Linked DNA regions of Homo sapiens: regions 1 and 3 are each linked to region 2. Evidence: chromatin contacts called from ENCODE Hi-C or POLR2A ChIA-PET data. All regions are on one chromosome and are shown on one strand. Each heading gives the region's core, a stretch centred on a gene start or an enhancer-like site at or near the end of the contact. The rest is flanking DNA. Distances are from core to core; before and after follow the strand shown.

What was found. Hi-C counts contacts between places; a loop is a spot of excess contacts on that map. ChIA-PET counts read pairs that join two places held with the same protein, here RNA polymerase II (POLR2A).
Region 1: a loop to region 2 is called in a map of CD8-positive, alpha-beta T cell, with 32 times the contacts of the local background. The contact joins the promoter of PTPN6 here to the promoter of KLRK1 in region 2. A Hi-C loop is called at or near these places in 1 of 168 maps with a recorded cell type or tissue (CD8-positive, alpha-beta T cell). POLR2A ChIA-PET finds 5 or more read pairs at or near these places in 1 of 52 experiments (HEK293).
Region 3: a map of CD8-positive, alpha-beta T cell shows a loop between it and region 2 (10-fold over the local background). The contact joins the promoter of ATF7IP here to the promoter of KLRK1 in region 2. A Hi-C loop is called at or near these places in 1 of 168 maps with a recorded cell type or tissue (CD8-positive, alpha-beta T cell). POLR2A ChIA-PET finds 5 or more read pairs at or near these places in 1 of 52 experiments (MCF 10A).

What each region holds. Positions count from the first base shown.
Region 1 is chr12:6,950,106-6,953,903 of GRCh38, reverse strand. PTPN6 (protein tyrosine phosphatase non-receptor type 6) reads right to left here and starts at 2,548. Exons shown (of 16, transcript NM_002831.6): 1 at 2,384-2,548; 2 at 2,173-2,295; 3 at 1,727-1,921. The coding sequence starts at 2,391. RefSeq lists enhancers at 82-341, 446-1,380, 1,381-2,314, 2,315-3,250.
Region 2 is chr12:10,388,432-10,392,275 of GRCh38, reverse strand. It overlaps KLRK1 (killer cell lectin like receptor K1), which reads left to right and starts at 2,235. Exons shown (of 8, transcript NM_007360.4): 1 at 2,235-2,333; 2 at 3,401-3,505. The coding sequence starts at 3,466. KLRC4-KLRK1 (KLRC4-KLRK1 readthrough) reads left to right here. Exons shown (of 13, transcript NM_001199805.1): 6 at 385-441; 7 at 3,401-3,505. The coding sequence starts at 3,466. All of the region lies in intron 3 of KLRK1-AS1 (KLRK1 antisense RNA 1), which reads right to left.
Region 3 is chr12:14,364,069-14,367,910 of GRCh38, reverse strand. It overlaps ATF7IP (activating transcription factor 7 interacting protein), which reads right to left and starts at 2,229. Exons shown (of 15, transcript NM_018179.5): 1 at 2,084-2,229. LOC124902884 (a long non-coding RNA gene) reads left to right here and starts at 721. Exons shown (of 2, transcript XR_007063220.1): 1 at 721-2,562. RefSeq lists enhancers at 514-653, 2,010-2,069, 2,540-2,599, 1,831-2,648.

The sequences.
Region 1 (3,798 bases), core at 1,299-3,798, 3.4 Mb after region 2:
CAACCGCAGGGATGGGGGGAAGGAGGGGAGGACCAGTCTGTCCCAACCCATCTCACCCCTGCCCGGAGGTGACTCCAGCCGAGAGACCCCCAGAGCCTCCTAACCCCACTGGGCTACTTCAGCCCACCGCCTGGGGACAGGCTAGGACCCCAGGTAGCGGGGAGGGGGCTGAGCCCCTTCCCTCAGGCCCCAGGATGAGGAAGTCTCCATGCAAATGTCAGGCTGACCACAGGAAGCGCAGAGCCACCGAGGGACAGATGCAAATTCTCGCAGAGGAGGAGGCGCACAGACAAGGCAGAGGACACAGCAGAACCTGGGAGAAAGAGCCTCTCACACACTCCCAGGCTCAGGGGTGACACTGGCTCCTGGGACGGGTCACCCAAAAGGGCCTCCAGTGCGGCTTCCCTGGTCTTAACCTCCCGCCCCGGCACTGCCCTCCCTTCCTTCTCTCTCTTCTCTCTTCTCCTTGAACCCAGGCCTCAGCCTCCTCTGCAGGGGCCTCCTGGGGCCCTGCTCCTCTCTTCCACCTCCAGGCACTGGTCAGCCCGTCCTCCTCTCCTGGCTGGAGGCAAGGAGAAAGAGAGGACATGAGCTTTAGAGGGTCTCGGTGCCAAAAGCCCCCTGAGTGTTGCGGTGGGGAAGAGGAAGGGCAGGGGGCAGACACGGAGCCAGCCATGTGAGGCTCACAGAGAGAGGGAAGGCCTTGAAGGAGGCCGATCCAGGAAAGGAGGCCTCCCAGGTGGGCCACAGGGCTGCACCGTGACCGAATCCAGCTCTAAGTTTCAATCAGTGCCTTGACCAAAAATATTGATGCAGTTTGGAGGCCCGAATCTCAGAGAGGCTGCAAGCTGGCAGGAGCAAGGTTCCCGATCATTTCAATAACCGATCCATGAATGCAGGGATCCACGGCAAGGGCAAGTCGGCTTGGCCCAGGGGTGCATGTGAAAACCCCCTAGCGTTATTCCGCTGCCCTTTACTCTAAGGGGATCTGGCATTGAGATGCGGCTGCTGAAAGGAGCCATGGTGTCATGAGGAGCATTCAGAGCCCCCAGCCCCCAGCCCATGCCTTTGGGAGACCACAGGAGGAGTCGGGGAGGCCACAGGAAGGAAATGCCTGGAGTATTACTCTGTGCCCGGGACAGCGTGAGACACTTTACACAGGTGAACACTTCACATCGTGCTCTCAATGATCTCTGTTTGGGCCGGAGACCTATTTGACCCCACAGGACAGACCCATCCCCACGGGGCGGCTGGGACAAGGCATCAAGTGTCTTGGCAAGCATTCATCCCCATCTTCACCCCAGTGTCAGCTCCTCACTGTCCTAACATGTGCTGGGGTGAGGGGCAGACGGAGGAAGGCAGGCTCGATTCCAGAGGAAGAAGAGCTTTCTAACAACAGAGCTGGCCTGCACGACATGCTGGCCACCAGCAGTGGCCTCCCTGTCTCCAGTGGGACCTGGGTTGCAGCGGCCAGGGCTCCCGGAGTAGGGCGAGGCAGCTTTCTGTGGCTTCCTCGGGGTTAGGTGGAAAGGGTGGTAGGTTAGGCTCTGAGACACCAGGTCCCAGGACAGCAGGGAGGAGGGACATTGAGAGCCCCAGCTGGTGCAGGGAGGGGAGGGGATGGAGGGTAGGCAGCGCCGGCTGCCAGTCTCCCTGCCTCCCTGGCTGTTCAGGGTGGGAGCCGGCTCATCCCTGCTTGGGAATGGCGGGGGTGCGGAGCCCTCACCTCTCACTAGTGGGATCGGAGCAGTTCAGCGGGTACTTGAGGTGGATGATGGTGCCGTCGCGGTCCTGCAGGACACCCTGCTGCTGAGTGTAGTACTCCACCAGCTCTGTCAGAGTCGCAAACTTCTCCCCTCCATACAGGTCATAGAAATCCCCTGAGTTCTGGATCCGAATATGGGTCACCTGATCCCCCACCCTGCAGGGCACCAGGCGGTGAGGCCAGTCGGTGCAGGAGTAGAGGCAGGAGGGCAGGGATCGGCTGAGGTCCTGGGTGGGGGCACACATGGGCATGGGTGGGCACAGACAGGGATGGGGAGTGTGGGGGTTGGGGGCAAGGGAACAGACGGGGAGTCAGCACTGCCACGGGGAACCAGGAATGAGTGGTTCAGGGCCTGGATGGCACAAGAGAGTGGCCAAAATGCCCGGGGTTGCGGGGGGCCCACCTACCTGACGGAGAGCGAGAAGTCACCCTGGTTCTTGCGACTGGGCCGAGCCAGGAAGCTACCGTGGACACCTCGGCCCTTGAGCAGGGTCTCTGCATCCAGCCCACTGAGGTCTCGGTGAAACCACCTGGGCGGCCCAGGCAGGGCAGTGAGGAGGGGTCCCGTGGGCACCAGGCACCCTTGCCTCCTGTCTACCGTGGGTGGCAGGCCCTTACCTCACCATCCTGGGGGCTTCCGGAGAGGAAGGGGGCGCAGGGAATGAGGAGGTGCAGCTAGTCTGGGCAGGCAGAGAGCTCAGGGACTAAGCCTCAGATGCAGCTCCCAGTGCCGGGCCGCCTCACCACCCCCGGTGGTCCCAGTTCTGGGGCTGCCACTCCACTGGCCTGGGGCAGCCGGCAGGGCGGGGACAGGAAGAGGCGCGGCCGACCCCTTGGGGGAACTCACTTGTACTTCTCGTTTTAGAGCACAGCAAGGGAAGAGAAGCAGAGCAGGGTGGCACTGGGGGTGGGGACGGGGCCCACTTCCCACACGTCTGCAATCAAAGGCTCAGGAGCATGGCATTGCACATATGTGACAACACATGCAGTAAGGACACATGTGTGCCTTGCACACTCCAGGCCCAGATAATACTTCACGCATGCGAACCCAGACGGTCCCACGGCATCTCTCCCTCCTCCACCAGCTGCTTTTACGCAGCCCTCCCTGGCCCACGCTAATAACAATGATGGCGGTGACAACTGTCATCGAGTGAGTCCTGCTGGATGCCGGGCGCTGTGCTATAATGGCGTTCACATGCCTTGTCTGATTGGTTTCTCACCACAGCCCTATGAAACAGGGGCTATCTTTATCATTTTACAGACAAGGAACCTGAGGCTCAGGGAGTTTAAGGCATTGCCTGAGTCCATCAGTGAGTCAGCTGCAGTGCCAGGATTCAAACCCAGACAGTCCGGTTCCAAAGCCAGTGCTTTGAACTCCTATACACCAGCCCTCAGGGCTTCAAAGAACAGAGATTAAGAGCCTCCTTGTCCAAAGGGGCTGCCATGGGAGCAGGAGACTAATAGTTAAGACCTTGCCAATGCTTGCAAGAGAGAAGGGTGCCCTCCTCTAACCAACATATGCAGTTTGTCCATGCCACTGTGGCAGAGGGATGGACAACATGACCCTGAGCAGCCCTGTCAACATGGGTCCTTTCTAATTCTTGTCCCTAGGCCTCTGCCCTGCCCCAGCACTCCCACCAGGGGGCCTATCTCCTGGGGGGCTGGGGGACAAGGTCCTCACCATGGCTGATTTTCTCAGGGCTGGTTGATCTTAGAGGCCCTAAACACTAAGGTATATGATGCTGCCTACCTGTAATTCCAAATACAAACATCAACACCGCCAAACCAAAACGAGGAAAAGCAGCTCAACAGGGGATACATAAGAAACACATATTGGTGGCTTCCCCTAGGGAGGGAAACTGGGTGGCTGGAGGACAGGGCTGGGGGAGACACTTGGTTCTCTACATACCTTTTTGAATGTTATATGATGGGCATGCATTACCTTTATAAAAATAAATATGCTAACTGGGAACAATTTCTGGGAAACTTTTAGGGTACAGGGAAGGCTCTTTGTCTCTATCTGGATGCTGTTT
Region 2 (3,844 bases), core at 986-3,485:
ATTATTCTTTCTGCAGAAGTTAATTGCGTTGGTTTTATTTCACTTATTAGAAAGTATTTTATCTGAAAACTATGCTATGTCCTTTTGCAATTCACATAGAATAAACCAGTACAAATGCCCAGCAAATCCCCAATAAGTTTACTATCATGACTACAGCAAAGTGAGTGTATGTTCAACATTGAGAAAGAAATTGGAGTTTTAACATACTATTTCTTTATCTAACTAATTGTTTTAACCCGACATACAGGACCCATTTTAGAATTTTCTTCTTTAAGAATCCTTTCCACACTCTGTCAGTTGGTTTAGGGACCTTTATATATGACAATAAAACTCTCCCTGGTGCTTAGCTTTATCATGGTATTTATTTCAGAAATCTTCTTTTAGGTATGTGTGGGGACTTCCCAGTTGGCTGTAAGTTGCCATTTGAACTAAACGAAATAGGTAGGATATTCAAATGTTCTTTTTTATCCTATTCCTATCCCCCTTTTCTCAATTCTGTATTTAAGAGACAATCTCTATTCAATCGAAAACTACATATATAAAAATAACTCTTCAGGAAATTGTGATTCAGGTTTTTCCCATAAAAAGCCTGCATTTACTCATTTATTCATTTCCTTTCAAAAACCAAATATTTGTTAAAATGTAGTTGTTAGAAAATATCAGCCTATATTTCCTCTATATAGATCTATTTTTACTATATAAAATAGCTAATAGAAAATGTTGATTAGCTGAAAAGAATCTTGGTATGTCAGAAAATAACATATTTTCTTCAACTTGTTTTATATTCACCTATCTTGTTTAATTTTGAATTTGTTTTATACTTATTCATTTTATATCACCTAAACTAAAAAGTAATTTCCAGCTGGGTGTGGTGGCTCACGTCTGTAATCTCAGCACATTGGGAGGCTGAGGCAGGAGGATCACCTGAGGTCAGGAGTTCGAGACCAGCCTGACTAACATGGTGAAACCTCGTCTCTACTAGAAATACAAAAATTAGCCAGGTGTGGTGGCACATGCCTGTAATCCCAGTTATTCTGGAGGCTGAGACAGGAGAATTGCTTGAACCCAGGTGGCGGAGGTTGCAGTGAGCCGAGATCGCCCCGTTGCACTCCAGCCTGGACAACAAGAGTGAAACTCCATCTCTTAAAAAAAAAAAAAAAAAAAGTAATTAATTTCCATGTGGGCAAAAACTTTCTTTTGGATTGTTTACTTTGACATTCTCAAGATCTAGAAAAGTGCATAGCAAATAGCATTCGCTAAAGAAAAAAAATGTTGAATAAATTTATTGTCCAACTTTAACACATCACCACATGAAAGCTGTTTTCCTTCCTTATATTTCAGAGTTTTAAGATTAATAGCTTTGGTTTTTGTTAAAATGTTATAATGTGTTCATCTTATATTACTTTATATGATGTCTTATGTTAGTATTTTAAATTAATAAACATAAAATATATATTTAGCTTATCTTGTTCATTGGTATCAATTCATATATTATTCTTATGTATACTGGGGTATATATTTAAGTTTCTAATTCTCCTGCATATGATGTAGATATGACAGAGATGCAATTTCATGTTTTTTATATTAAAATTTAAAAATTCCCAGGACTAATTTTTTGTAACTTAAAGGCCAGTGTGATAGTAACCCAGGACAAATTATTGAATAGGAGCTAATTTCCCACTTTATCTGCAATGTTACCTTATATTTTTTAATCTATGCACATGACTTTTTCTTGTCTGTATTTTTACCCTTCTCAATTTGTCTATCTATGCCCCACATGCCACTTTGCCTTTATTAATACGGTTTTAACATAGGTCTTACTATCTAGTAAAACAAGGCTCCCACATTTTCTTCATCTTCAATTGTGACTTTCCTAGTCTTGACTTTTGTAATTTAATGTACATGTAGAATTCTGCTTTGTAAGTTCTACAACAAAACCTGAGGTATTAACTGGAATTGAATTGAATCTCTAAAATATTTAGGATTAAATGGCATCATTTAAATTCATCATTTTCAAATCCTAAAATGTTATTTAAAATAATGGCAAAACTACAATTACTTTTGCACCAACCTAACATTTATCCAACAATGGGTGGTCTTAACTCTTTTACCAAATTAACAATATTTTTGTAGTGATAAGGCGGAAGTACTGTGGTTTATGTTTTTCCACAGGAAGATGAGATTATAATATTTGTCACATCTTTCTCAAAGATAGAAATTCACTAAGTATCTCCACTTTCAATTCTAGATCAGGAACTGAGGACATATCTAAATTTTCTAGTTTTATAGAAGGCTTTTATCCACAAGAATCAAGATCTTCCCTCTCTGAGCAGGTGTGTGTATGTGTGTATGTGTGTGTGTTTATTATTCAAGATATGAGAAATTATATTTCAACCTCAAAAAAATAAAAATATTTACACTATAAGGTAATTCTAATTGTTTCTTAGATGCTTGAATAGAACTCCTGAGGATACGGAATGCTTATCATTTCTGATGTATATTCTATCACTGTATCTGATGATAGGTAATTAGGATATACTTATTGAAGAATCAGAAGTTGTAATATTACTATAAGAAGAAGCCTTGTCTCTAAGCAAAACTAGAAAAATGAATCTTTACATTTAGGATGAGAAGAATTGAGATTCAATTTAAATTGTCAAATTTTTGAGTTTTCTGATGCTGTAGGGGGCACTTACCTTTGATACACATCTTTACATGCAAGGTGAAACAAGTTATATCTGTGCTTTCCAACTATCATAATCAAATATGAAATAGCTTTTATTTTTGAAATCTAAGCACTATGCTTATTTATTAAATGGTTTTTTCTGGAAGCTCTGCTGTGCATTGCTAAGATGTTACTATATAAACATGTGAGATTAGTTTTGTTAATGATGATGGTGATGATAATTTGTTGATGATGATGATATGGGCACGTTGGATTAAAATGCACTAGAAAAGGACATTCAACAAAAGTGCATATAACTTACCTGAGTTTAGCTTGCAGAAAGAAAACTAAATTATTGCCAGATAAAATAAACAACTGGAAACACTTGATCTTAGCTAAAAGGCCAAGAAGCAATAAACGACTATAAACAGAAAACTGGGTGTGTTGTTATCTAATATCAGTAAAGTAAAATATTGGTATTAAATATCTCAATGTAGGTGAATTAATAGGTTCATTATATTGTTATGACATTTTGAAGTAATTGGCGATTATTTTACAACCAAGAGAAATGTATAAAATTAATTTTGCCTGGCTTTATGTGAATTGTCATTTCTATTCTTTTCTTAAAGGCATGCACAGGGGAAAAGTTTCTGCATTTTACTTTTCTATTCAAAATATTTTATCTCACCACGGGAAAGAGAACAAAAAACAAATGCCCAGTTTTATTTTATTCAGGAATCCTTTGTGCATTGAAGACTTTAGATTCCTCTCTGCGGTAGACGTGCACTTATAAGTATTTGATGGGGTGGATTCGTGGTCGGAGGTCTCGACACAGCTGGGGTATGTTTTTACCACATAAGTGTGTAGTTTTGTTTTTATACAATTTTAAGATACCAAGAATTTCATACAAGCATATAAGGCATAGGCAAGCAATTTACTCTGATTCTTTTCATGTTCTATTTATGTTGATTTCATGTTATGTTCATATTGTATTTTAAATCAAGTCTTCCAAAACTTAAAAACTTTTTTCCCTTTATTTTATTAACTATATTATGGTAAAGTCGCTCACAACTTGGGACAGCTTGAAATAGTGAAATAGATGTGGAGTCAGACTTGAATTTTACTCAAACTTTTACCGCTCTCTAGATTTGAAGGGTCAATTTGCAACCTCTGTGTAGT
Region 3 (3,842 bases), core at 980-3,479, 4.0 Mb before region 2:
AAATTTTGTGGCATCATAACCACCAAACTAAAATTTTAAAATATACTTGTTATTGACAAAGTACTAATAAACAAATAGTTGGTGTTCAGGCAATTAATTAATCTTATTAAGTTTACATGATTATATCTGCCTTGTAAGAAACATGACAGCAAAATCGTCCCATCAATAAATATGTTCTTCATATTCAAGAGCATTTTCAAATACCTCTTACTACCTTCAATATTAACCTAAAAAGCAATCATCTGTATATTCAAATGAAAACATACGCTTATATACACCAAACTATTTCATTTTTCTGGAAATGTAAAGTGTACCATGCCCTAAGATCAAAGATCAAAGTTCTTTTGTTAACCGAAATATTTATGTGTATGTTCAACTCGAAAATGCCTGAAATAGCATGTGGTAGAAAGGGGCTGCTAGGTAACCACTCCAGAAACATAAAAGGGAGAAAATTACACAACTGCTCTCTAAATATACTTCTGTGTAGAAGACCTCAGAGATCCAAGAATTACATCAGGTCAAATATTCTCTTGAGAAAAAAAGAAGAATCTTTCCTACCTCCATTCTATCTCATATGTGACGTCATTTAAAAATCCACCAACCAAAAGTATTACTTTCAATTACATCTAGGTAATATTTACTAATGGTATTTGTTTTAGGCAATAAAAATTTCCCTAAATTAACCGAGATTATAAAGCAAGAGGCACGTCTTCATTTGACAGTAGACTGATTCAAACTTAAAGAGTTATAACCAACCAAGAAACCAGTTGTTGTATATATGAACCACAAATGAAGTCTATGGAAAACATTTGCAAGTTTCTTTGCTTAGTAAGAAAGAATTTGCACAACGGGAGAATCATATCAAATCTTATATAACTTCCCCCAATTGTGTTACATAAGATTTAACTATAGTTGACACTACCATTTTAAACTAATCAGTAGCATATTTATAATTACCTTCCCTAAAAAACTATTAATAAAACCAGGAGCACACTTACAATTAAAAAATCAAACACAACTGTATCTTACACACATGCATACAGTACAGTGTTTAAAAGAAAAAAACAGATTTTTTTTATTAATGGTCCACTTTCTTCAAAGAGGCCTCAGGGTAATGGATGTTCTTTCTAGAATTCTTCATCAGAAAAATTTACCAAATAAATGTTATAGCTTACATATCATAGCAAACAAAAATGCTAAGAAAATGAGTTGATTAATTTCAAAAGTAACAATAATCTAGCTGAAGCAGTAATGAACAAGTCACCTAAGAAACTTAAAACATGTAAAATTCAAATGCCCAGAAACATACAAACTGATTAAAATTAAAACTTTATTTACTTAGGATCAAACATTTAAAACCAAAATAATCCTCAGATTGAGATTTCATTTTCGATTATACTGTAATTTCTTCCACTATTCCCGTTCCCCCAATATTCCCAAAACTAAAATTGTTTCTGTTTTGTAAACATTCCACACATCCATAACAGAACAGGTAAAAATAGGGTTAAAAATGTATTTGCAAATATGCAGTTCAAATAAATGCACTTCCCGTGAGAACACCACTAGGTGCTGATCTTTACCACCGTAAATATAAACCTGAATCCAGTAATACTTTAAAACTGAAATTATAATCAAGAACCACAAATGAAAATCATTTTTACAGAAAATTAAGTCCACAATTTTTCAAAAAATCGAAAAAACAGAGAAGAGCTTGAGGTCGGCCCAGGAGTACAACATTAGAGTAATGTTTTTCTTGAAAATTGTGAGAATTTAAGGTTAACACAAAGAAACCCCTCAAGAACGAGGAAAATTAAATCTAGAACCCAAATGGCGTCCAACAAGAACATTAGATCTTGAAAATGAATATTGCGCTTGCGCAGCCACCGCCCCGCCAGCTGCACAACTGCAGCTAGAGCCCGACCCCGCAAGATCACGTGCTCCCATGCAGCGCCGCCCGCAGCTCCGCAACCGCGCAGGCGCAGACACAACTCCCGCAGCCGCCATAATGCGGTCTTGACTCTTCAGAAATACAATAGTAATTTAAGAAAATGTGGTTTTAACAGCCCCTGGGATTCACATATACCTTTTGGGGCGGAAGCTGAGGGAGGGGGAACCAAGTTCCTTCCTACAGAGCCGTCCCGCGCAGCCGTCCCCGACGTTGCCGCCTCAGCTTTTCGCGCGCTTCAGTCGCCGCGCCGCCGCTGCCACCGCCGCCGCCTCCGCAGATTCAAAAACAAACCCGCTTCTCCCTTGCACGCGCCGGGGCCGTTATGCAAATTAATATGGGCGGGGCTCCGGGGGGTCGTGCTATGTACCCCGCCCACTGTGCTATCAGCCAATAAGCTCAAGGACTAGCCATTCCCCATGCAAATTCTGGTTTTTTATTTGAATGAGGGACATTGGCCCCGCCTCCTGCGTGGAAAAGAGAAGGAAGCCCGAGGTGGTGGCGCTGCGTCTCTCAGTTGCAGTGTGAGGTGTGTTTTTTGAGTGGATCTTCCTCAATCAATAAGTAGCACTTTGTGAGCGCCCTCTATGAGGCTTAGAAAAGAAAGAAGGAAGGAGGTAGGTGAGAGTTTAAAGAGCAGAGGGAAAGATTTTCATAAAAGCCAGGAGTATGTTGATTTATTCATCATTTATGTTTTAAATTCACAGAATGTACTTTGAATTGTATTAATAATGAAGGAATGAAAAAAACATACTTTCTTTCAGTTGCTTGGTAACAGAGCAAGCACTTTTTATCATACTCTCTCACCAGAAGTTGTATTCATCCCATTTATTCAATTTCATGCTGGGAGTCGGCCTTTAATGAATTCCACAGGAGGTAGTGGACAAGTCACTGCCTTACTGGTTAAGAGATCTGGGTTCAAGTTCAACTACTGCAGCTTCCTTGCCGGTTCCTCGGAATAAGTGTGTTACTCAGTTTTCTCACCTGTATAATGGCAATCATGACTATAGTTGAACTAGGTTGGAAGCACTAAATGATAGAATAAATGTACATATGTTTTGGCCAGGTGCCGTGGCTCAGGCCTGTAATCCCAGCACTTTGGAAGTCTGAGGGGGGGTGGATCACCTGAGGTCAGGAGATCAAGACCAGCCTGGCCAACATAGTGAAACCCCGTCTCTACTAAAATTACAAAAATTAGCTAGGCATGGTGGTGCGTGCCTGTAATCCCAACTACTCAGGAGGCTGAGGCAGGAGAGTTGCTTGAACTGGGACCTGGGAGGCCGAGATTGCAGTGAGCGAAGATCTCACCACTGCACTCCAGCCTGGGCTACAGAGCAAGACCCCTTATCAAAAAAAAAAAAAAAAAAAAAGAATAAAAGTACATATGTTTTGCAAGGCAAGAATAGCCTGAAAATAATATTAGATGGTACCGTGTGGTTATTGTTTTTTTATGTAACTTCTCATTATATGAATGTATTGGTTCAGTATTTATTTAGCAATCACTGTGTTGTAGATCTGTTAGGTGCCTGTCCTCAAGAAATCTGTACTCTAGTGAAGAAGACAGAAAACTGAACAAGAAATTTTTGTAACTAATAAGAAATTAGAATAGGGTTGTTAATACTTATTTTTATAACTGGAACCATTCAATTTACTTAAAATATAAGGTGGCCTTTAGAAATATCACCTAGGGCCGGGTGCAGTGGCTCACGCCTGTAATCCCAGCACTTTGGGAGGCCGAGGCGGGCAGACCATGAGGTCAGGAGATCGAGACCATCCTGGGTAACATGGTGAAACCCCGCCTCTACTAAAAATACAAAAAAAAAAAAATTAGCTAGTCGTGGTGGCACGCGCCTGTAGTCCTAGCTACTCGGGAGGCTGAAGCAGGAGAATCACTTGA